Regions from separate parts of the Homo sapiens genome. Here region 2 is linked to region 1. Evidence: chromatin loops called from intact Hi-C (ENCODE). Cell type or tissue: stomach. All regions are shown on one strand. Links, peaks and the distances in the headings refer to the core of each region. The heading gives the core; the rest is flanking DNA.

Region 1 (12,299 bases), core at 2,628-10,627:
CATGTTGTGAGGAAGCCCAGGGCTCACAGAGGCACAAGGAGGGGCTTTCTGTGGCACAACCCTGGCTGAGCTCCCAGCCACGGCCAGCACCAACTTACAGCCAGGAGAGGGTGCCCTCTTGGACATGAAGCCTTGTGAAGCCTCCACAGCTACTGCCACAGGTATGGGGAAGGCTCCATTCCCCCAAAGAAATGAAACAAAGTAGTATATGCTTCCTGCCCCAAAAACTGCAGAGGAGGCATCTCCATGGGGACCTCTTATGTCTTAGGCCCTGTGGCAGTTTCTGAAATGGCTCACAATGATTCTTAGCTCCAAAAATTCATACCTTCCCCATATATGCATGCATCTAGGCATATTTTGTGTGACCACGTGTGTGGGGGAGGTATATATGTGTGTATGTATGTGAGTGTGTGTGTATATATATAATATGTGTGTGTGTCTATGTGTATGTGACTAGGTATGTAAGTGTATAATTATGCATGTGTGGGTGTGTGGGTGTCTATGTGTGTATGAATGTGTGTGGTGCGTGTAAATGTGTATGGATGTACATGGGAATGTGCATATATGTATGTGTATGAGTGTATGTGTGAGACTATATTTCTGTGTGTGTGAGTATATGTATGTGGGTATATGTGCATGTATGTGTGTAGATGAGTATATGTGTGTATATGAATGAGTGTGTATGCAAATATGTGTATGGGTGTATGAGTGTATGTGTTCGTGAGAGTGTGTGTATGAATGCATATGAGTGTATGTGTGTGCAGGTATGTATATGTGTGTATGTGTGAGTGTATGAGTGTATGTATGTGTGTTTGTGTGTGGGCATGTATGTGTGTGCACATAAGCTGGACCTAGTGAATGACAAATAAATGAAATGAATAAACATTAATAAAATATGACGAAGCTGGCAGGATGTCATTTCCAAGGTCACCTTGTAAAAGACTGAGTTTAATCTTGCTTTCACTGTCTTTTGCCTTCTCAGCTTGCTCATTTTGATGAAGCAAGCTGTCATGCTGGAGGGTCCCATGTGGCAAGGAACTGAAACCCTCTGTTCAACAGCCTATGAGCGAGAAGCCACATGAGTTTGGAAGTAGATCCCTCCCTAGTCGAGCCTTGAGATGACAGAGCTGTGACTGACACCTTGGCTGTAGCCTGTTCCAGACCCTGAAGCAGAGGATCCAGTTAAGTTTTGCTCAGATTCCTGAGCTACAGACATTGAGATAATAGATATGATTGTTTTAAGATACAGTGTTTTGGGTTAATACATTATATAGCAATAGATAATAAAGACAGATTTTAGTATCAATGTAATGTTGCGGTAAAAAATGCCTGAGGCCGGGCATGGTGGCTCACACCTTTAATCCCAGCACTTCGGGAGGCCAAGTCATGCAGATCACAAGGTCAGGAGTTCAAGACCAGCATGACCAACATGGTGAAACCCAATCCCTACTAAAAATACAAAAATTAGCTGGGTGTGGTGGTGCATGCCTGTAATCCCAGCTACTCAGGAGGCTGAGACAGGAAAATCGCTTGAACTGGGGAGGCGGAGGTTGCAGTGAGCCAAGTTTGTGCCATTGCACTCCAGCCTAGGCAACAGAGAGAGACTCTGTCTCAAAAAAAAAAAAAAAAAGGCCTGAAAATGCAGAAGTGGCTGCAAAACTGGACAGTGGATGAAAGTGAATGGATTTTCAGGTGTGTGATACAGAAAGCCTAAACTGCTTTGGACATATTGTTAGCAGAAATCTCAGCTTTGGGAACACTGCCAGTGAAGGTTCAAGAGGAAGTGAGGGACATGTTATAGAAAATTGGAGGAAGGGGATTCTCATCACATAGTGGCAAAAGGTTTAGCTACACTGCTGCTTGCAGTTATGCGGAGTGCAGAACTTGGACCTAGCAAACTGTGTAGTCTAGATAAGAACTTCAAGGAAAATGTTGAAGGCATTACCTGGTTCTTCTTGCTGCTTATAATAAAATGTGAGAGGGGAAAGTGAAACTGAAGAAAGAACTGTTAGAAAGACTTGATGACACAGAAAATTCTCATCCTTTGCAAATAGCAAAAGATGCTAAAATTAAGAATATCTAAGCAACATTCAAAATTTTCTAGAAATAAAGGCAATATGTGATTGTGCAATCTTTTGTTAAAATCTCAGAACAGTCATAATATCAGAGTACAATTGAGACACCTGAAGGGCCCTTTTAAAAAATTGTGTACCCACAATTCCTCTCTATTGAGTCATGGGGTCTGTAAAAAGCATAAGGGTGTCGTCCCTAACCTTTCTCAGCGGAAGTCCAAATTAGAGAGGAACACATCTCAAAGAGATAGGTAACTGTGGCTTTGAAGCCACAGTTTAATTTATCTAATGAAGTGGGTTCCAGTGAGATTCATAGAAAACCCACAAATTGTCTGAAAAAAACTACATCAGCAAAAGCACTTCCAGCTTGAACTAAAAGGGACAGAGCCAGGGCAAAATGAAAAGAGGCAATTGGACCTCAACGTTTGACCGGCAGGAAGGAGGCTGAGAGAACTGCTCAGAGGCAAACACATTTTGTCTTTCATAAAAAAGTAAGTATACTAAAAGGACAAAAGTAGGAGCCCAGAGGGTAGAGCCAAGAGCCACAGAGAATGATTCCCAGGCCTTGAGACCTAACCAAAAAAATTCCAATGTTTTCCCAGCTGTACTTCAGAATTGCTATGGATCAGTGCCTACTGTGTGCCTCCCATTTCCCCTTTTATGAACAGAAAAGATTATACTGTTTATCCCATGCCTGTCCCTCCATTGCATGTAGAGTGAGTGAGGGGAAGATAACTTTTGTCTTGAGTTCATGAGTATAAGACTGAAAAGTGCTGTACTTGAGGATCTGTACTTAGGCAACCTCATCTAAGGAGCCTCACTCATCCCCTGGACTTGATTTAAATGATGAGATTTTTGACTTTGAGCTGGTGCTGTAATGTAATGAGATTTGGGGGGACCTTGTAGGACATAAATTATTAAGAGCCAGGAACAGCCTAAGTTAGGCAGCTCCCGAAATGGTTCCCAGGGGTCTCCACCTCTTAGAGTTTACACTCTAATGACCCTTTCTCTTTGCGGAGGTAGGAAGCTGAACCTGGTGGGTAGCTTCTAATGAACAAAACACAGCAAAGGTGATGGGAGGCCACTTTCAAGACAGCGCTATGAAACACTGTGACTTTCCTCATGCTTGAGCTTGCTCTCCTTCACATGCTCACTTTGTTGAAGCAAACTGTCATGCTGAAGAAATCCAAAGGGCAAGAAGCCAAGGACAGCCTCCAACCAACAGCCAATGAGGAGCCAAGGCCCTCGGTCCAACAGGCTGGGAGGAACTGAACCTGCTTGTAAGGATGCAGTATGCAATGGACTGAATGCTTGCATTCCCCAAAATTCACACACTGAAATCTTAATGCCAACGTGATCGTTTTAGGAGGTAGAGCCTTTGGGAAGTGATTAGGTCATAAGGGGGGAGTCTTTATGAATGGGATTAAGTGTCTTTATGAAAGAGGCCTCAGAAAGCTTTCTCATTTCTTCTGTCATGAGAGGACACAGAGACAACATGGCCATCTATGAACCAGGAAGCGGGGCCTCAACACGCACTGAATCTGCCAGCACCACAATCTTAGACTTCCAGCCTCCAGAACTGTAAGAAATAAATGTCTATTTTTTAAGCCACCAAGTCTGTGCTATGTTTTGTTATGGCAGCCTGAACTGACGGAGATACAGAGCTTCCTCCATTCAAGCTTTAAAATGACTACAACAGGCCAGGCACGGTGGCTCGCACCTGTAATCCCAGCACTTTGGGAGGCCAAGGCGAGCGGATCACCTGAGGTCGGGAGTTTGAGACCAGCCTGACCAACATGGAGAAACCCCATCTCTACTGAAAATGCAAAATTAACTGGGCATGGTGGCACATGCCTGTAATCCCAGCTACTCAGTAGGCTGAGGCAGGATAATCACCTGAACCCAGGAGGCAGAGGTTGCAATGAGCCGAGATCGCGCCATTGCACTCCAGCCTGGGCAACAAGAGCAAAACTCCATCTCAAAAAAAAAAAAAAAGACTACAACAGTCCCAGTCAACACCACAAGGGACCCTGAAGCAGGGGACCCAGGTAAGCCTGTGCACCATTGTATATGCCCAGATCCCTGACTTGCAGAAACTGGGTGGTAATAAGTGCTACTGTTTCAAACCATTGTGTTTTGGGGTATAATTAGTTAAGCAGAAATAGATGACTAAAACGTCCCACTTTCCAGGGGAATAGGGGATTACCTGGGTACAAGTAATGACCTTGGACCAGTCTCACCTGTGACCCCCAGGAATCCACATCACTGAAAATGCTTATTTGAAATGAGGTTCAAGGGGTGGTCCTGACCTTCCCAGACTAGGACCAAGATGGTTCTTATGGACACTGCTGCTTGTGAATGGAGGTGAGGGCAATGGCTTCTGATTCCCCATAGCTCCCCATAGCTCCCGTGAGGGCTTCTGTTACCATGACACCTTGGATCTATACCTATGCCATGCCTCCCTGGTCCCTGAGAGCAATGTCACTGTCACTAGGGATCTCAGAGCCCATTCATGTGTCCACTAGCAGAGAGGGGCCACCGCACCTGCACACTGACCCCTCAGCCAGATTGAACCCAGCAGGCTCTGGCTTCCCCAGGGTGAGTGTAGGAGAATTAATGCTATGGGGGTCTTGATGAGGTGAGAGATGCCTGGTAGGGAATTCCCTCCCTCCCCTGCCCCACTGCTGGGCTGTTCTGAAGCCCAGTTGTTCTCTCGGCCTATCTGAAATGCCCCACAAGAGGCACAGGTGCCTGTGGCCATGTGGCTGCTTGTCCTCCTAGGACACCCCACCCTGCCCCTGCCCCTCACCCTGCTTTCCTGGGCTTCCACTCCCTGCAGTCATCACAGGAGCCTTTGCCTCAGGCTCTGTTTTCAAGCTGAAGATGGCACTTCAAAAAAGCCAGATGAGGCTCTAGACCAGGCCAGGTTGGAGGACTACAGCACCAACTGTGATCCGGCAGTGGGAGCAGCCACCAGAGTTTCTGCCCCTGCATGAGGCTCCTGAAATGCCCCAGCAGGAGTAAAGTCCCTGCATTCCCTAGACAGGGGTGGAGCAAAGGGGCTTTTCTCAGTGCTCAATGTGAGTCCCCAGCAACCAGCAAAGAGGGGATGGCCATGTGGCAAGGACTGACAGAGGGGACCTAATGCCCAGGGCCACCCAGAGAACCCTCAAGTTCTCCAAAGAGCTGCCTGCTCACCTTCTGTGAGGCATGGGCATGGAGCTGTGCTTCTGCCCCACGTGTGCTCCAACAGTAGCTCTGGCCGCGGAGGGAGGAGGGAGCCCAGGGACTTTGTGACACTGTTTTTCACCGTAAGCTTCCTTAAACAAACAACATTGCCACGAGCCAGAATTAATTGAACCCACATGCCAGTGTTCTGAGTGGCTGCCTCTATGTGTATGTGTGTATAGAGATATGTAGGTGTGCATGTGTGTGCATATATATGTGTACTGTGTACTTGCATATCATGTGTACATGTGCATTCTGTGGTGTGCTTGTATGTGCATATGTGTGTGAGTGTATATGCATTGTGTGCATATATGTGTGTGTGTATGTGTAGTGTATGTGCATGCATGTATATATGTGGGTATGTACATAGGTATGTGTGGATGTGGCTGAATGTGTGTATGTATGAGGGTGTGTGAATGGGTGTGTAGGTGCATGCATGTACATGGGGGTTGGGCACGTGTGTGGGTGTGTAGTGTGTGTGGATGTGCATACATATGCGTATGTGGGTGTATTGTGGATGTACCTGTGTGTGTGTATGCATGTGTGCATGGGGGGTATGTACATGGGTGTGTAGTGAGTGGCGTGTGTGCGCATATGTGTGCGTGTGTACAGAGGTATTGGTCTAGTCCTCCCCAGCGTGCTGAGCCATCGCTCAGGGCTAGCAGTCACTGCTGGGCTATGTGTTCTGCACTAAATCGTCACAAACAAACAATGTTCCCAATTTACAGATGAGAAATCCAAGGCACAAGGAGGTGAAGTCCCTCACCTAGGCCATGGGGACAGCTATACAGCTTGGGTGGTGACACAGACCTGTGTTGAGATCCCTGGCCTGCCACAGCCTGGCCAAATGGCTCGCCTTTCCTTTACCCCTCCTTGGTAATGTGAGGACAAACTGCTCACCTGCAGGACCTGTGGGGAATCTGAGAGCTCTCGTGTGGGGAGAAGCTTGCCTGGTGTCTGAGAGAGCAAGTGCCCCTCCTCGTTCACTCACAGGAACTTCCTGCACACCTACTCTGTGCCCGGCATCACGCTGGTGCCATAAATCCAGCTCCTGGAAGCAGAGCTCAAGCATGGATTCATGTGATTTCTAAAGGGTTTGCTCCTGGATAGCAAAAATGGAGGGAGAGGTGTGGGGCAGGGAAGGGGAAGAGGCCAGGGTACAAGTTCAGTAAGAGCCCCAGCCCCTACCTGATCTCACCTGCAGCATCGATCGACAATGAATGTTTAAGCTGTGACGTGGTTGTTTAAGCTGCCTTGAATGGTCCGTGGTGCTCGTTGCAGAGACCCTAGCAGATGAAGACAACCCCAGGCCCCCAGAGCAAAGGGAAAGCAAGGCCTCTCATCCTCGCTGCCTGGACTCCCCCGACCGGGCACTCCATCTCCCCAGGAAGGAGTGTGGGGAAACAGCCCCGTCTACACTGGGGACAACCCACTTCCAGAAGCCCCTGTCCAATACTTTTACCCTTGATTTTTCAGCCTGGAGCATTTTATAGGAAATATAATCCACATGGCATTGAGTCACTGGGCCTGAGCTCAGCAAAAGTTGTTTTGTAAGAAATGTTTTCTATCCACCAGAGGCCTCTTTTCTTAGAAACAGGAAGTCATTTTTAGCCAAGAATAAACAAGCTTGACACTAAGCAGGTTAGTTTTTCACACAAAGCCCCTGACGGACTTTGTGGACTTCTTAGTCATAGGTTGGATTTCCTTTTCGGACTCTTTTCTTTTGACTCTTGACTGTTGAAATAAGATGAGTTCGCACTGGACCTACTGCCCACGGGACCCCCACCAAGCCACCACGCGAACATGGCGTGCATGGCCCAGGGTAGCAGCAGAGGCCACGTGACTTCAGCAGGCCCGATAACACTAACAGCTACCATTGACGGGGGTACCAGTACTTGGTGGCAGCATGCTGTAATCGTAAAGAAAATGAGCTGTAGATTTCTGAGCTCATCACTCAACCTCTCTAAAGGCCACAATCCATGTCTATAAAGAAATGTGGACAACCAACTGACAAGCTCGTTGTCAGAATTCAAAAAACCAGTGTCAATGTGCACGCCCATCTCAGTGCAATGCCTGGCATGGAGCACATGCTTGATAAAGGGTAAGTAATGTCACTACTGGAGGTCACATGAGATTCACCAACAGAGAGAACAGGGGCGGGAAAGGGGCTCTTTCACATTTGTTTTAATCCCTAGAACCCAGTGCTGTTACTGGCATGTGGTAGGAATGTCATTTACTATGCGTTGAATGAAAAGAATAAATGAGGATACAGACGCAGTCTGCTCCTAAATATTTAACAGCAATCCTGGCTACTTAGGCTTCTCCCTCCAAACGTATTGCTTCTTCAGCTAAGACAGCAGAAGAGGTGATTTAGTCTACGGTTGTTATACTCGGCCACAAGTGAACACAGAAATAGTCCAGAGTGTCACAGGTCCAGGGCAAAGGACTAACATGGACAGTTATGGACATGAGCAAGGTGGGTCTCAGAGGTGGTCTTGGCGATCAGATGGCGATGAAGTTCTAGATGCATTGAAACAAGCTCTAGACAGTAGCATGCAGTCCAACAACTTGTACCAGCATCTCCAGCCTCTGGCATTCATGTTTCTGCTCCTGGCACCTCCATGGGTGCAAAAACCTAGCGGTTTACTTGGACCTCTGCCTCATCTTTCTTCCTTTGAGCTTCAGTCTGTGCTTTTGCTTCTTTCTCCACTTGGCTCTCGCGGTGCAGAGGTTTCCAAGAAGATGGCACTAAGGCCAAGAGACGTATTGCTTTGATATTAATCAGATAGAGTTTATATCCCTGTCAAACTCAACAGGAAAGTTTCATGGTTTTTTTTTTTCCACTTTAGCATGGATGTTCCAGGTGATGGAACCCAACTGTGGGTTATTTAGACAAGGCTCTTGCTTCCAATCCACTGGAGTGGGCGAAAGAAAGAAAGAAAGAGAGAAAGAGAGAAAGAAAAGACAAGAAAGAAGGAAAGAAAGAAAGAAAGAAAGAAAGAAAGAAGAAAGAAAGAAAGAAAGAAAGAAAAGAAAGAAAGAAAGAAAGAGAAAGAAGGAAAAAAAGAAAAAGAAGTGGAAGAAGTGGAAGCAATGACCTCAGGTGAGTCTGAAGCGGCAGGTTGCATTTTCCAAAGATGGCTGAATAACATCTAGCATCCCACTGTCTCTTCCGCGGTGTGGCCTTGCCAGTCCCTTTCAAGGGCCTCATCTCTCCCACTTGACTCTGGGCCAACCTCTGTGACTTTGTCAACCAATACAAGTTCTGATTCTTCCAAGCCCAGGCTATCCAGAGGCCTTGCAGCTCCTTGTCAACTCTTGGGACCTGGCCCTTGGGATGCTCCCTCTTGGGACCTGGCCACCATGCTAGGAGAGGCTGAGTGGAGAGGGCTCATACGGGCACTCCTGAGATCCCAGGCCGAGAGGACAGCTGAAAGCCAACATCTTTGGCCAGGCACATAGATGAAGGCACCATCTTGGACATCCGCTCAGCAGAGGTTTCAGAGACTCCAGGTCTGGGCACTGTCTGATTGGATCTGAAGCCTCACCATTGTGAGGATGGTGTGGCCAAGCCCAATCTACCCACAGCACCATGGGAGAGAATAACAAATTGTTGTTCTAAGCCACTGAGCTTTGAGGTGCTTTTAAATGCAGCCATAGTCAGCCAGAACAGTGAAGAGGGCATCAACAGGACAACAAGTCAATGAGAGGACAGGACTTCAGGAGTGATGGGAGGAGGGAAGCTCTCTAAAGAGGCACTGTGTAGCTGAAATGCAGGTGACCAGGAGCCGGGCATGCAAAGGTGAGGAGAAGCATGCAGAAGCAGTGTGGCAGAGATGCTCAGGCGGCATGAGCTGGCCTGGGGTCGGGTGGGCAGCTGGGGAGACAGTGAGCAGGTCAGAAGGGGCCAGGGGAGCTGGCCATGTGGACAGCAGCAAGGAGTTCACCGGGAGGCATTAGGAGCAGTGGCGAGCCTGCGAATGGCTTTAAGCAGGAGGCTTTGTGGTCTGACACACCCAGTGGGGAATGGATTAGGTCTGGAGGGTAAAGAAGGAGGTGGGAGCTGGGAGGCCACCCAGGTGAGGAGTGGGGAAGTGGCAGTGGCACCTCATCTCCTCAATGACCAATGTCCCCTGAACTGGCTGCTCAGAGGCTGATCTCTCTTGATGACAGGCCTCTGGGTGGGGGCACTGGGTGGGTACCCATACTGTTCACCATGCAGGGCTGACCCCACCAGTCTGTGCCAGCCTATGGCGACTGCTTCCCTGGGAGGAAGGACAGAGTTGTGTTCCTTGATCAGCACCAAGCAATGATGTTCTGTCTCATTTTAAGAGAACCCAAATGGCTCACTGGTGAGGCTCTTCCATGGAGGGGAGCAAAGCACAGAGGTTTCCGGAATGATGAAGCTGAGTTCTCACTGGTGGCCTGACTACCAAACACTGCTAGCACTGACTTCAAACTTGCAATTGCTTCAATAAAATGCCAGAGAGAACTCTTTCTAGAACAGTGGCTTTTGAACTTCTCTCTGGCCCCATAAAGAATTGCATCTTACTTCGGGAGGCCGAGGCGGGCAGATCACGAGGTCAGGAGTTCAAGACCAGCCTGGCCAACATGGTGAAACTCCGTCTCTACTAAAAATACAAAAATTAGCTGGATATGGTGGCGCGAGTCTGTAATCCCAGCTATTTGGGAGGCTGAGATGAGAGAATTGCTTGAACCCGGACCCGGGATGCAGAGGTTGCAGTGAGCCGAGATCGCGCCACTGCAGTCCAGCCTGGCGACAGAGGGTGAGTCTCAGGTGAGTCTGAAGTTTGACTCTGTCAAAAAAAAAAAAAGGAAGGAAGGAAGGAAGGAAGGAAGGAAGGAAGGAAGGAAGGAAGGAAGGAAGGAAGGGAAGGAAAGGAAGGAAGGAAGGAAGGAAGGAAGGAAGGAAAGAAAGAAAGAAAGAAAGAAAGAAAGAAAGAAAGAAAGAAAGAAAGAAAGAAAGAAAGAAAGAAAGAAAGAAGGGAAGGGAAAGAAAGAAAGAAATGCATGTTGCCTGTCAGCCGGCACCTCCAGACATGGCTGTCCGCCAAGGACAGAAGGCTCAAAACACGGACTTCCCACAGGCAGAATGCACTGGTGTTTACTCTGCTCTGCTCTCCCACACATTAAAAAAACAAAAACAAAAACACTGGTCACTTCCCACTAATGGCTCTGAACCAAAAGTTTAAAACCCTGTTCCTGAAGCCCACAGTGATGAGAAGGATGGAAGACCCGGCCTTCAGGGAGGCACCTGGCCCACGCTCCAGCCCTCACCTCCCTCTGTGCTTGTGCCTCACCATTGGGCCAGATAAGTACCCCCTGGTTTGGGCCCCGGGAAGAATAAGGAGATGGAGATGTTCTTCCTCCAGTGATCAAGCTAGTGTTGTCTAACCGAAAGAGGAGAAGCAGGAGGGTGGGACTTCCCGAGACCAGCCCCAGCTCCCAGCCCTCTGTCACAGAACTGGCACCAGGTAGAACCCCCAGAGCAATCTACACCCCTCCCAGCTCTGCCTTTCATGATTCAACCTTTCCATGGGGAGGTTTAACATATGAAAATGGACATTTCACCGCACACAATCCAGATGCAAATACAAGGGGGCACTGAAGACAAATTTTCAATGTAGCAATTAGGGATAAATTTGTCAACAGAAACTAACTGCAGCCTAGATTTATAGTCAGTGCTTTCCCCGAGATCTTCCCTGGGGACAATTCAGCAAATGCATGTCCACCAAATGCTTTTCAAATCTTCTGCAAGATGTAATGTTCTGTTGCTCCTCAGATGACTTTTTAAAAAATTTTAAAACAATGCAATTTCTTGTGACCAAACCTTATATAAGAATGATTTTTTTAACTTCAAAAATAATCAATTTATATCTCTGAAAATTCTATGTCATTTTACAAGGAAGGGAAAATCTTTTTAGCAACATAACACACGCATATATGTTAAATTTTTCAAACACTCCTTTCCAAGTTGCTTGGCTTACATATTTTCATTTACACAACTAATCTATTTTCAAAATTATTAACACTCATGATAGCCTTTAGTGACTGGAAAGAACCCAGAGAATCAAGACGTTTATGATTACAGGAAATCTATCCCAAAAACCATACTATACACACTGAGCTCAGCTCCTCTTCCCACGTAGGGGCAAAATGAAGAACTATTCAATGAATCTTCCTAAGTTAACAGGAGACATTTGAAGTTGTTTTCAAAGTTTTGCTTTACACACAAAGTGACATCACTGAAGACTAAATGCTGACTGTTTGTCTTCTTTTGCCCAAATTCCTACTTAAGGGGCCTGGAGAGTCACACTCTACAAACCATAAAGTCTCATCAGAGGGATTTTATTTAACCCTATATAACGTGGTGGCTTACTTTCCAACCTGACTCTGGCATAACATCACGTAACAAGGAAGGAAACCAAAATATTTTAACCCCAAATATATTTTCTTGCCATATCTTGAAATTGCCCTGCAAAGTCATCTCTTGTGGGGAAAAATCTACATTCTATAAAGAATGCCCTTTCCCTTTTCCAGACCTTTTCCCTGATCCAAGAGGGAGTCAACTACGAGTCTGGCACCTTTTTAAGTCTGATAAGAAACATTCACAATCTATTCTCTCTGAAGCCTCCTACTCTGGAGGTTTCATCTGCATAATAAGAACCTTGGTCTCCACAATCCCTTATCTCAACCCAGACAATTGCTTTCTATTGATTCCAGGTCTTTAGATAAACTCTTTCAACCAATTGATAATTAGAAAACTTTTAAATCTACCTGTAACTGGAAGGGCTCCCCACTTCCCCCAACCCCTTCAAGTTGTCTCGCCTTTCTAGACCAAACCAATGTACACCTCAAATGCACTTGATTGATGTCTCATGTCTCTCAAAAATGTGTAAAACCGGCCGGCGCAGTGGCTCACACCTGTCATCCCAGCACTTTGGGAGACTGAGATGGGCAGATCACCTGAGGTCGGGA
Region 2 (12,299 bases), core at 2,580-10,579, 56 kb after region 1:
CCGCACTTGGCAGGAGCCCAGCAAGAAGTGTTGTCCTAGAGCCAGGCAGAAGCAGGTTCCTGTGTTGAATGCAAAGGGCAGCTCTGCATTAGCAGGCTATTCAGACGTGCAGATGCAATTTTAAGAGCGCTTTAGTAATGACAAACATCGTGTTGAGCACAACGAAGGATAAACAGGGATCATGACAGGGAGAGGCCCTTAGATCTCAGTGTTCCACCCTCGAGAGCAGGAGTGGCCCAGCCCAGACTGAAGGCGGCAGCCACTGAGTCCTATTGCAGGGCTCGTGTGTAGAGAAAAAGAGAATGGCCGGAAAGGAAGATGACTTCTTTCCGCGCTATGGGCCGTCTCCCCAAGAGGTGGCCTGTCTTTGCACACTCGCCCTGAACAGCACGCTGCACAAGTCTTCTGCCTGTCACATGTCCACCTGGGGTGTGTTCCCTAGTCCATGCTATCTGTGGAATGCTGTGCGCAAAGCTCCCTGGCATGCACCAGGGAGAAGAGCATTTGGTGGCCATACCAGAGTGGCAGATGCTCACAGAAGACAAAAGGCATGCAGGATCTGTTCTCCACAGCCATGAAGCCCTGGACAAAGCTGTCCAGAGGGCTCAGCTGGTGAGAAATCAGCCAGTCTCCTGCAGGCTCCTCAGCTTCCTTCTTTCTGCCCCTCCCCCGGTGCATGGGCAGAGCATGGCCTCTCTTGCTAAAGGAGAAAAGTATTACCTCTTAGAAGTTTTTCTTATTGCAAATTCAAATTAACTATGTACTTTGATTCCCAAATATCATCACTAAACACTACAGAAAGCTTTAAGAAAACAATGCAGAAAGAGCTCTAATGCACCCAAAATTGTCCTTCTAGAGAGCACAAGGCTTTGCTGAGACATGATGCTTCCTAAGTGATATCCCATCATTTTTGGATGATTCCATTCAAGAATAAGCAACAGGGTTTTTCTAAACCCCTGGTGGACATATGACAGAGTTGTCTATCAAATACATGAATGAGTCTGGGGGCCACATGTGTCTTGGTACAAGAGGATCAAGTATACAAAGCATTCTAGTAATTGCACCTTCAGCTTCTTGTCCTTGAGGCTTGGCTTCTCCCATCCCGACATGGCACTCACGGGCTCCCTTCTCCCTCTGGAGGTCACCCAGTTTTCTCCTCCCTGTGCCCAGCACCTCAAGAGCATGGAGGGCCTAAAGGACAAAGGAAGGAAAGAGACCGCACCCCACAATCCCCACCCCCACCCTGCTGAGGAGCGCAGAGGATTTGAAAGAGGCAGAGATGGTTAACTGATGGCACCAATGCCAACAGGACTCTGCATTTGGCCAGAAGGACCTCAAGGAGGCCTAGGGGCATAACGGAGACCCAGTCTTTTAGCACAGGGAGAGACAGCAGCCCTGAATATGGCCGTGAGGAGCTCCTGTTCTCAGGAAGTGGCCAGTCCTATGTGGGTGGCAAGCCAGAGTTGCCCGGTCGGGGCAGACAGACCCGTTGCTCACCAGCCTCATGTGGCCTCAGATGTCTTTTCCAGTGTTAGGGGAATGACATAGCATGAGGCCAAAGCCTCTCTGCTGCATTTTCACAGTGGAGTTCTACATGGAGCTGCCTGGGGATGTGATGTCAAGGGGACAGCGGCCTCCAGGGTGAGCGGCCTCCAGGGTGAGCAATGGCCCTTTATTTGTCAGATATTTGGAGAAGTAGAAACTGCTAAGAAGAGGAACCAAAGCCTTTCAATGTCATGGCCTGAAGAGAAGAGACACTTACAGGGATGACACAGATGGAGGCAGCAAGACCAGCCAGGTCCACTGGCTCCTGGGCCATGCAGCCTTGGGTCAGGGCACTGTCAGAGAAGGTGCCCTCAGGTAGAAACAGTCAATACAAGCAATTTATTCACTTCCAAGAAGGAAGCCTGAGCTTCCCCTAGAAGGGAGTTGTTCTGCATCTGTTCTCACTACAAAGCCACTTCTCCTGCTTCTTAGCTTCCCCTTCCTTCACCATGATGCCTCTGAATTAGACCCACTGGCCCCAGGGCTTGCCTCCCCTGCCCCCTGCACCTCACTTCAGGATTGCAGACTAAGGAGGTCCAAGTCAGCCCTTCACCTTGCATGGCCGGCTGCAGTGAGGGGAGGGGGGCAGGGATGGGTTCATGTGAATGTCCTGGTGTAAAGGTCAGAGCAGAAGCAGAAACCTGGAGGGGCATCTGCAGACATGAGGAGCAGGAGGAGCTGCAAGAAAGAATGCTCATTCCTTCCTTCTTGGTTCATCTTCCAACCCCTGGGTTTCCCCACATTCCAGGACACTCCCCAGCCTGCCTCCCCCATCCCACATCTCCGCGTCCATCAGGGTCTCAGTGAGGAGCTCAGTGGGCACAACCTGGCCCGGGACTCACTGGAGATCCAGACCAGACTCATCTCCCCTGGGCCAGCCAAGGGCTCTGGGCACAAGAGGTAACACCCCTGTCTCCATTTCCTCACTGTACACTTCAGGTGCTCAAAGCCACATGACCCTGCTGGCAGGCTGCGATGAGAATCAAATCAGAATCATCAGTGCCGCCCTCTGAATACAGGCATGATGGAACCTGGGCACCTCGAACCCTCCCGAAACACGGCGTGCACTCAGCCTTACCACCCTCACCACCCACACCCAACATAGGACTCAGAATTGTCTGTTTTTCTTCAAGAAAATATGAGGGCAAGCCCCGTGAGCCTGGACCCTCTCACCCATCCTCCTGAAGCAACAGGACCACAGAGGGGAGCTGGCATTTATTAACCATCAACAGTATGCTGGAGTCTACTCTTCTGGGGGCTGCCCAGTGGAATCTCTTTCTGCAGATAGCAGGCATCTTAAGTGAGGTGGGTAGCACGTCTCACATGTGGAGTGTCTGGTGCAGAAGCTACTGCCTGCCAGCCACACCCCATGGCATGCCTCCCAAGGTGGATGGAAAGTGCCCAACACACCCATCGGCCACACTCTGCCACACCTCCCAAGGTGTGCCCAATGCACCGAGGAGACAAGCCGAGCAGAGTGCCTCACGCTACCTGGGCAGCAGGGCAGATGTGTGGTCTCCCGCTGGAGATCAGGAGTAATCTTGTGCCTGGTGTCTATAAGATGGAGCAAACACTTCTGCATAATTGTCAATTCCAAAAGGGCCTTGATAACCCCTTAGACATTCTGAAGAAGGAAAATCTTCCAAGTTACTTTTTAGCATGTGTCATTTTATTACTAATTGATCATATAATTTTTGTCATTTTTATTGTAAAGATATGATTTTTTTTTGAATGTGCCATCAGGGTCAGGCCCATGTTGAAAACAGATGGCACAGGCACAGGGTTAACAGAAGAGGGACTCATGAAGGGATGTGTCCACAAGGGCAGTGCAGCAGGCATGGCATGAGGGGCAGGGGTGAGAAGCAAGGGAGAGGCAGATGCTGTTGCTAAGGGCCAGCCTTAAGGGGCATGGAGTTGGCAGAGAGGCCACGGAGCAATGAGGAGAGGACTGGCAGAGAAGCAAGCACGCAGGCTCAGCAGAGCCTCCTCAGCGGGGAGGGCTGGTTCTCCCTTCTCCACGGCACACTGCATTCATCACAGGGCCCGTCAGTCTGTACAGATGAAGGGTAGCTGCAAAGCCTCTGCTCCTGCTCCCACAGGGAAGTGGAGTCAGTTCCCAGTCCCATGAATCTGGGCTAGCTCCATTCACTTTTCCAGGGGACATACCAGGAGAGACACACATCGGAGGCTCACTCAGAAACCTGGCAGCTTCCACCTCCTCTCTTGCAACCTTCTCCCTCTGGGAGAAAGTCCACAGACCCCAAGACAGTCAAGATGGAGACACGTGTGAGTGCTCTGGTCAATGGCCCCTGCCAAGTTCAGCCTCTTGGCTACCCCCATAAAGGCCCCAGCATGGGGATGAATCTGTCTTGGACTTCCCCAAACAACCCACATGCCAGATGTGGTATCACAAGTAACCTCCATCAGCTCCGCAGGGAAGAGAACAACTGTTCAAATTCCTGACCCACACAATTAGGTGATACAATAAAACGATGGTTGTTCTCAATGTCTACATGGGGGTGGTGTGTATGCAGCAACATCACCAGGACCTGAGTCTCTGTTTCACTTTCAGTCCCCTCTATGAGCTCATTCCACATCTCCAGCAGCACTAAGCTGTCACAGCGGTGACACAGCATGGGCATGGGCTCTCTGTGCTGCATCCTGGTGCATGCAACCTTGTCAAAACAATGCTACCTGGTTTTGACAGTAGTAACATATTGGTGTGCAAATGTACTTTCACACACACCTCAATACATGCAGGACTCATGCTCGGGCTAATGTGCTTGGGCAAAGAGGCATTATTAGCAAAGACCGGCATTTAACTGAGTTTTTAAAATTTCAATGAATACCTACTGAGGCTTTAATAGATCCCAGGTACTGTTTCTGGGATGCTGGTGATGGAAAACTGCTTTCCACTCAAAGAGATCCTCTGTCTTCATTATAGGAACTGCATGTGGATGCCTGGAAACCTGATCTCGCTCAGCTTGGTCCCAAGAATGTGAGATTCTGACAGCAGAAATGCTTTGTCAGCCCCACGGGCAATGGAGTCAGTGACTGATACTCTACCACTCTGGTTCTGATGGAAATAAAGAGAACAGCTGGCCCTGCTCCTGCTTGCATCGCCAACTGTGGACACCTGAGCCAGCCTCAGTGTTTTCAGGTGGAAGCAGGCACAGCATCACCAGTGTGGGCTTCTCCCCGGAGACTGGAGGACCACATGGGGAATGCACATGATCACATGCATAGTGCGCTATGTGCTGTGAGCAAAACCAGCTCCTCACAGCCATGCTTGTTAGAACCTGTAACATCAACCACATACACAATCCCTAAGAGGGAGCCTCAGAATGCGGTGTCCTCAAGCAGCGCATGTGCTCCCCACCACTCCACAGGGCCCAGTGGCCCACAAGGCGTGCCTTGGAATGCTATGCTGGACACAGATGGGGCATCACTCACCTTCTCTGTGCTTCTGTGTTCTCGTCCTCTGTATTAGTTCATTCTCACACGGCTATAAAGAAACACCCAAGACTAGGTAATTGATAAAGAGAGGAGGTTGAATTGGTTCATGGTTCCACGGGCTGCACAGGAAGCATGGGGAGGCCTCAGGAAGCTTTCGGTCATCGCGGAAGGCAAGGGGCGAGCGAGCAGGAGGAAGAAAGGGTGGGGGCAGGGCTTACACGGTTTTAAACAACCAGATCTCGTGAGCGCTCACTGTCACAAGAGCAGCACCAAGAAGCACTACCACAAGAAGCACTCGCGTGATCCAATCGCCTCCTACCAGGTCCCACCTTCAATACTGGGGATTACAGTGCGACATGGGATTTGGGTGGTGAGACGGATCCAAACCATGTCATCCTCCAAAGAAGAGAGTTAAACTAGAAGCCCCACGGTGCCCCTGACCCCATTGCCAACCATCCGTGATGATCACTGTGGACATGGTCAGGGTTTCCCCTCGAGCTACAACAGGCACCTTCAGAGGTGTCTCATCACTGCCCCAGCAGTGCACACGGTCTGCAGTGCTCATTTCACACGGTGGTTCTCCTCCAGTGTTGAGAAGGATTCTGAGGCTGTGTTCAGACACAGCCTGTCAGGTGAGTTCGTGGTGGCTGCCCAAGAGGAAGGAAGTGGTGGCGACTTACATGTTGATGCTTTGCCAACCCAGGTTTATAGGAAGTCCGGTGGGGAGAGGACTGCATGTCACGTACATGGACTGACAGAGAAGGGACAGCTAAAGTCTCCATATCAGGGACAGGGCTTGCACCCCACTGCTAGCCAGCCTCTGAGGCTGAAAAACAGCTGGTCCTCCTCAGTCACTCCATGCTGAGAGGACAAAAGGCCAAGGTGACCCAGCCTGTGACCGGACCTGAGCTCCAGCCAGGTCAGAGAATGTGCTTCGACCCAGCAGCCAGCCCTCTGGATGACTCCACACTCAGGGCCTGGAAAGTGAAACCGCTTGCGGAAGGCAGTGGAGGTGCAGCATCGCTTTCACTCCGGGGGCTTAGGGAAAAGCATCCAGCGGTGTGTGTGCCCGCACAGGCAGAGTCCGCCTGACCCCGCAGGAGATCACAGTCCCAAGATGTCTTTGCAGTCATCACTCCCTCTGAGGGGTGTCGGGGGCCTTGTGCACAGCATGGTAGTTCTAGGAGTCGTCGTTTTTGCAGGGTTGGGTGAGGCTTTGGAATTTGAAGAACAAAATGCGTGCTTTTAAAAAGAAGTTTCGAGCAAGCTGGGCAGGCTTCCAGCCGTGGACCCTCCTTGTTGTGATGCTGCAGCTGAATGGACAGACAGGGCAGTGCAGGCCTGAGCTCCCACAGCAATGCCTGGGGTGGCTGGCTACTTACTTATGCTGCCAAGGCCCACCTGACCTATACAGGGACAGCCCCTGCCCTCCTCGCCTTCCAAGACCATCTGTTTCACAGGTTTATTCTCATCAAGGCCCCACCACTGTGAGGCACCAGGCACTGGCAGCCAAGGGCAGGAGGACTGGGGCTCTGGCCTCCAGGAGCTCAAGGCCTCATTGACAATTGACAGTGAGCTGGCACACCAGAGTCCCAGGCCAATCTCAGCATGTGCAGGCTCTGCCGGATTGTGAGGCAGCAGGGAGGAAGGCCCAGTCACTTGGCAGGTCAGGGGATATTGCAGAGGGTGTAGATTAAACTGGGCTGTCAAGGAAACAGGAATTTGCCAGACAGGGAGCTGGAGGAAGAGTTCTACACAGAAGACATGGCCCCTGCAAAGCCATGGAGCTATGAGGTGTCGGGCTGCGGGAAGCGTGGGCAGCTCTGTGGTCTGGAGCAGGAGTCCTTGAGTAGGAGGAAGCTGGAAGGTCACTGCAAACAAGATCTAGGCTGGGAGGAGGGATCGGCTGGGTCAGCCATACGGCCAGAGTGGGGGGGACCTGTTGTGATGGGAGGGGAAGCCAGAAGTGCCTAGGGTCTGTCGGTGAGGGGACGAGAAAGAGGCAGGTGTCCAGAAAGGGAAGGTTTGCGGGCACCCGCAGGGGGCTAGCCAGTGGCATACAGACCACAGTGGCTGGCAGGAGATAGAGGCATGAAGCCAGCTCCAGGGCTCTCGGGGAGCGCTCCCCAGCTAGGCTGGAAGAAGGGTAATGTGGCAGGAGGGGGCCAAGGAGGATCTTGGAAAGAGCAGTTGCAGCAGAAGGATGGAAATCAGGGTCGAGGGCCTCTGTTGAAGCCCAGGAAGGAGCTGCAAGAAAGGAGTGGGCATCACAGCCAGCAGCCATGCAGGGCAAGGCAAGGGGAGCAGGAAACACGACCCTGGGATCCGGTTCCTCAGAGGCCAGCAGTGACCCAGTGACAGGGGATTCAGCAGGGTGAAAAGAGCTGCCCTGAAAACCCCACACTCTCACAATGTACACGAAAACAGATGACAGTTGGGTTAAATATATCAATACGCTTTAAAAACTATCAACTTAATAGAAACATGTGGAAGGAGATGTCATAACCTTGGCACAGGACAACCCCCCTAAGCAGAACGTGAAAATCCAGAAGCTCTCAGAATATTGCTACCTGGAAACACATAAAGCCAAAACATGTGTGTAGGGTCAAAGAGAACACAGAGTTTTAAAACAAACAACAAAGTGGGAGGAAACATTTAAGCCCTCCATGACAAAACTAAGGGTTATGGTCCATAATACGTCAAAAGCCTTTACAAATTAGTAAAAAAAAAAAAAAAAAAAAAAAAAAAAACAGAGACAAACCAGTAAAAACATTGGCAAAGCAAAACTTTGTCAAACATTGCCAAACTTTGCAAAACTAGAAAACAAAGACAAACTTTGGTGACAGCAAGAGTTTCCCAACCTCCCTGGCAGGGGACAGGCCCACCATTCTGGGCAAGGAGACAGGACATCAGGTGACGAGAACCCCTGCAGAGCTGAGGCAGCCGGAGCACATTGTCTCCTGTGCCCCTCCCTTCCCTGCTGCAGCCACCCGGAGTCCAAAGGCAAGGCTTTAGGAAGGAGAACACAGAGTAAGGAGGAAAATACAACCTGATCGTGTTAGCTCATTCGATCATGGAGTCTGTCTATTGTAAGAGTTAGCATTAATTTGGGTTGAATTAAGTTGGGTTAAATGTATGAGGATTAATTTTTTTTTTTTTTTGAGACGGAGTCTCACTGTGTTGCCCAGGCTGGAGTGCAGTGGCACGATCTCAGCTCACTGCAAGCTCCACCTCCCAGGTTCACGCCATTCTCCTGCCTCAGCCTCCCAAGTAGCTGGGACTACAGGTGCCCACCACCATGCCCGGCTAATTTTTTTTTTTGTACTTTTGGTAGAGACGGGGTTTCACCATGTTAGCCAGGATGGTCTTGATCTCCTGACCTTATGATCTGCCCGCCTCGGCCTCCCAAAATGCTGGGATTACAGGCATGAGCCACCGCGCCCAGCCATGAGGATTAAATTTAAAGCAACTTTGAACTACTGTACTATTTTTGACCCATCCTCAATACTTTCAAAATATTGCTAACATCCAGTATTGGAGAAGGCATGAGGAAAGAGGCATTCCAGTACTCTGTTGGTGGAAGTATACATTCATACAATGTTGTTGGAGAATAGCTTGGCAACAACCATAGAACATTTAAAATACATACTTAGCAATTCTGCTTCTAAGAATCTATTCTACAAACATATTGCTAGTGATGTAAATATATATGTATATATTTCTACTGATTTCTCTATATATTTATATATATTTCATTGCAGCACTGTTTGTATAAGCAAAAAAAAAGTTCAAACAACGTAAATAGCCACCAAAAAGGCATGAAGTTAATAAAAGAGGACCCATTCTAAGGAATATAATGGAACTGAAAAAATCAGTGGAAAAAAAAATCTCTATGTGTTAACATGGAGGAAGTCCATAATTTATCACATGAGAAGCCAAATACTGATTGAGCATCCTAAATCTAAAAATCCAAAGTGCTCCAAAATCCAAAACTTTTTGAGTGCTGACATACTGCTCAAAGGAAATGCTCATTGGAGCATTCTGGATTTTGGATTTTCAGATTAGGAATGCTCAACCACTGAGTATAATGTCAATATTCCAACATCCAAAAGAATTCAAAATCTGAAATACTTCTGGTCCCAAGCATTTCATATAAGGGATACTCAACCTATAGCAGGATATCTATACAGGATTATTAAAAATATGGGTTTTATTTAAAACACACTATATCACTATACGATTGCTTATATGCAGTTATTTTATATGTATACATGAATCCCCCCCACACACAGAGAGATACACACACATAATTTTAAAATACCTGGAGGATAAATCAGAACACCTGAGGGAGAATAATCCAGTAAGATAGGGATAAATTGGGACTTTCTCTTTGATTTTATTTTTCTGCATTATATTACTTTTGTAATACAAAAGAAAAAATAAGAAGAAGGTAGTTAGTAAAATTGAATAAGACAGTGCATGTAAAAATTGGGTGTGAGAAGAGAAAGAGCAGGTGGCCTGTGTACCTGTGGACCTTCCAGGTTAACTGGAAAATCTCACATATGTACGTATACATGCATTTTTCTTTTCTAAAAGATGTTCTGTCGCTTTTATCAATTCTTAAGAGCAATCCACCAGGCACAGTGGCTCATGCCTGTAATCCCAGCACTTTGGGAGGCTGAGGCGGGCGGAACACAAGGTCAGGAGTTCGACACCAGCCTGGTGAAACCCTATCTCTACTAAAATTACAAAAATTAGCTGGGCGTAGTAGCACACGCCAGTAGTCCTAGCTACTCGGGAGGCTGAGGCAGAAGAATCACTTGAACCTAGGAGGCAGAAGTTGCAGTGAGCCAAGATCCCACCATTGCACTCCAGCCTGGGCGACAGTGCTAGACTCCGTCCAAAAAAAAAAAGAGGTCCAAAAAAGTTAGAAGCACTGATGTATACTATGTTTTCAAGAAGTTTGACCATAAAGGAAAACAGACATGGAAGCCACTTGAAGGGAAAAGGATGTCAGGAAGGTACCTGTAAACTTGGGATAAACATCATGCCAGATGAGGCTGCAGATCTTTCAGAATCTTCTGAAAGATTCTGTATTAATCTAAACCAAGGAAAATGTGGCCACTTTCATAGGCAATCAGTCAAGTTTTCTAGCAGCAAATTTACCCATTGAGCTTTGCACCTTACTGAAAGTTTGTCTGAGTATGAGATTCTAGTATGCAAATCATTTCGCCTCAGGATGTGGAAGGCATCTTTCCACTGGTGTTTGATTCCCGTAGCTGCTGAGCAGGAGTTTGAGGTCAAGTTCATCTTAAATCCTTTGCATATAACCTATTCTCTCTCCCTGTCTCTCTCTCTCCCTCCCTGCCTCTTCCCACTCCCCACCCCAACATGCCTTTAATATCGTCTCATTATCCCTGGTATCCTGAGTTTCATGATGATATGCATTGATGTGGGGCTGGGGGGATTTGTCCACCATTGCGCTAAGCACTTCATGTTTCTTCCAGCCTAAAAAATCCCCCTCCTTCCATTTTGGTAAATGTCTGTGATGATTTCCTCTCTCTCTCTTTTCTATTTCTGGAACTCCTCTTTTATCAGATGTATCTCCTTGAATAGTCTTTGAATTTTCTTCTTGTATATCCCTTTGTTTTTCTGTTCCACTTTCTGGAAGAGTTCCTCAACACCGTTTCTCAAACTCCTATTGAGTTTTTTACTTAGGCCACATATTTTTCTTTTCTAAGAGCTCTTTCACATACCTTAAAAGTTATCTTTTTAACATCTCACCATTGGCTATTTCTTTGTTTTTTTGCATTTTCTTTGAGTTGTCTTTGTTTTTCTAATGCATTGTACTTCTTTCCCTGAGTTCCTTTTTTCTGTTTGTTGCTGTTTTGTTTGTTTGCGTGCTTGTGTCTTCCCAACAGAGGCTTTCCCCAGCTGCTCAGGTGTCTAGGGCCATCTCTTTCACTAATTAAGGCCCCAGTCGGCTGGCTGGAAGCTCAGTGTGGATGACCAGAGGTTGTCATAGGATCACTTCACTGTAGGTTTATCAGATGGGTACCTGGTGGTCTTATGCCAATTAATAGGTCATTTTTCTTTGGTTTCTCAGTTTCACCAAAGAAGAATCCTTTGACATTCTGGGTAACGGGCATAATCCTGGTGGCAACATTCCCAAAACTGAGTGGAGGGCTGAGTGGGAGGGATCTGACTATTCAGAAAGCAGGTTTTCACTTAATTCACCTGCTCTCCATCTAGGTTCTGTGTCCTCAACTCCGACTGGAATCTCCAAGTTCAGAGCCTCCTGGGTCAGTGTCTCCAAGGAGTAACTCTCCTGCCTTCTGCAGGGTGGCTGTGCCACACCCTGGCCTTTGGTGCTTCTGATTGCAAGTCTCCTGGGGTTCCGTGTGACCATTGTTGCAGCTGTAAAACATGGTTCCACAGTTCTCGATGCTCTTCTATTGAGAGGTAAGGGTCTATGGACCCTTCAATCTGGCAGGCTTGTGACTGCTTCAAACAACAGATTATGGTTAAAAGAAGGGCAATGTGACATCTGCATCTAGGTCAGAAAAGGCCAAGCAGCTGTCACCTAGAGACTTGGAATGTTCCCTCTGCGCACTTAGCCACCATGCTGTGAGGAAGCCCCACCACATGAAGAGGCCACGAGGAGATACTCTGTTGACAGCTCTAGCTGAGTCTAGCTTTTGAGTATTCCCAGCAGGGGCTCCTGACACAGTGGATCAGACATAAGGTAGCCCTGCTCTGCTCTGTCTGAATTCCTGACCCACAGAATCTGTGGGGATGATAAAATGATCTTTGTGTATTCTCATTTGGGCTAGTTTGTTGTGCATCAACAGTAACTGGAACAACCATAGGTTTTCTTCTTTGTTATACCAATACCACCACCCCCCTCTCTCTCACACACACACACACACACACAAACTTGCTGGTACATAGGTTTTAGTTAATACCTGTGTATTAACTAAATACACAGGTATTAACTAAGCTAAGCCATGTACTTTCCATTTTCCAAAATTGTGTTGACACGTCTGATCTGCTGGTATCCACATCCCTTTGGATTGATATCTTTTCCTATTCATTTACTATAATTTTGTGATGATTCAGAGGGAATGTAGAAAAACACACATAATCGATGTGCCAATTTTAACCAGAAATTGCAGCAAACCTTTCCTTAGTGCATCTAAATGAGTAAACCCAGAGCCAAATTAAAATCACTTCAGGTAAACTGAGGCAGTAACTTGGGAAACAGTTGTGCCCCAGGGTCTCCCTCAGCCACAGCAAAA

Evidence for each region. Hi-C counts contacts between places; a loop is a spot of excess contacts. Peaks named below come from ENCODE experiments on the same cell type or tissue, not always from the same donor. Only the 100,000 strongest peaks of a DNase experiment are listed, where the experiment ranks them.
Region 2: it touches region 1 in a loop (3-fold over the local background); 3 of 110 quality-filtered maps call a loop at or near these places.

The regions. Positions count from the first base shown.
Region 1 is chr9:89,705,496-89,717,794 of GRCh38, reverse strand. All of the region lies in intron 5 of LINC03062 (long intergenic non-protein coding RNA 3062), which reads right to left. Among named protein-coding and RNA genes, the nearest start is that of LINC03062, 72 kb to the right of the region's middle. RefSeq lists a silencer at 1-198 and an enhancer at 5,020-5,520. In stomach, for the core only: no CTCF peak of the experiment used is centred there; a DNase peak (open chromatin) is centred at 6,904; H3K27ac peaks cover 896 bases.
Region 2 is chr9:89,649,796-89,662,094 of GRCh38, reverse strand. The region is part of intron 1 of LINC03062 (long intergenic non-protein coding RNA 3062); the gene reads right to left. Among named protein-coding and RNA genes, the nearest start is that of LINC03062, 16 kb to the right of the region's middle. RefSeq lists enhancers at 1-101, 1-322, 6,576-7,107. In stomach, for the core only: no CTCF peak of the experiment used is centred there; no DNase peak of the experiment used is centred there.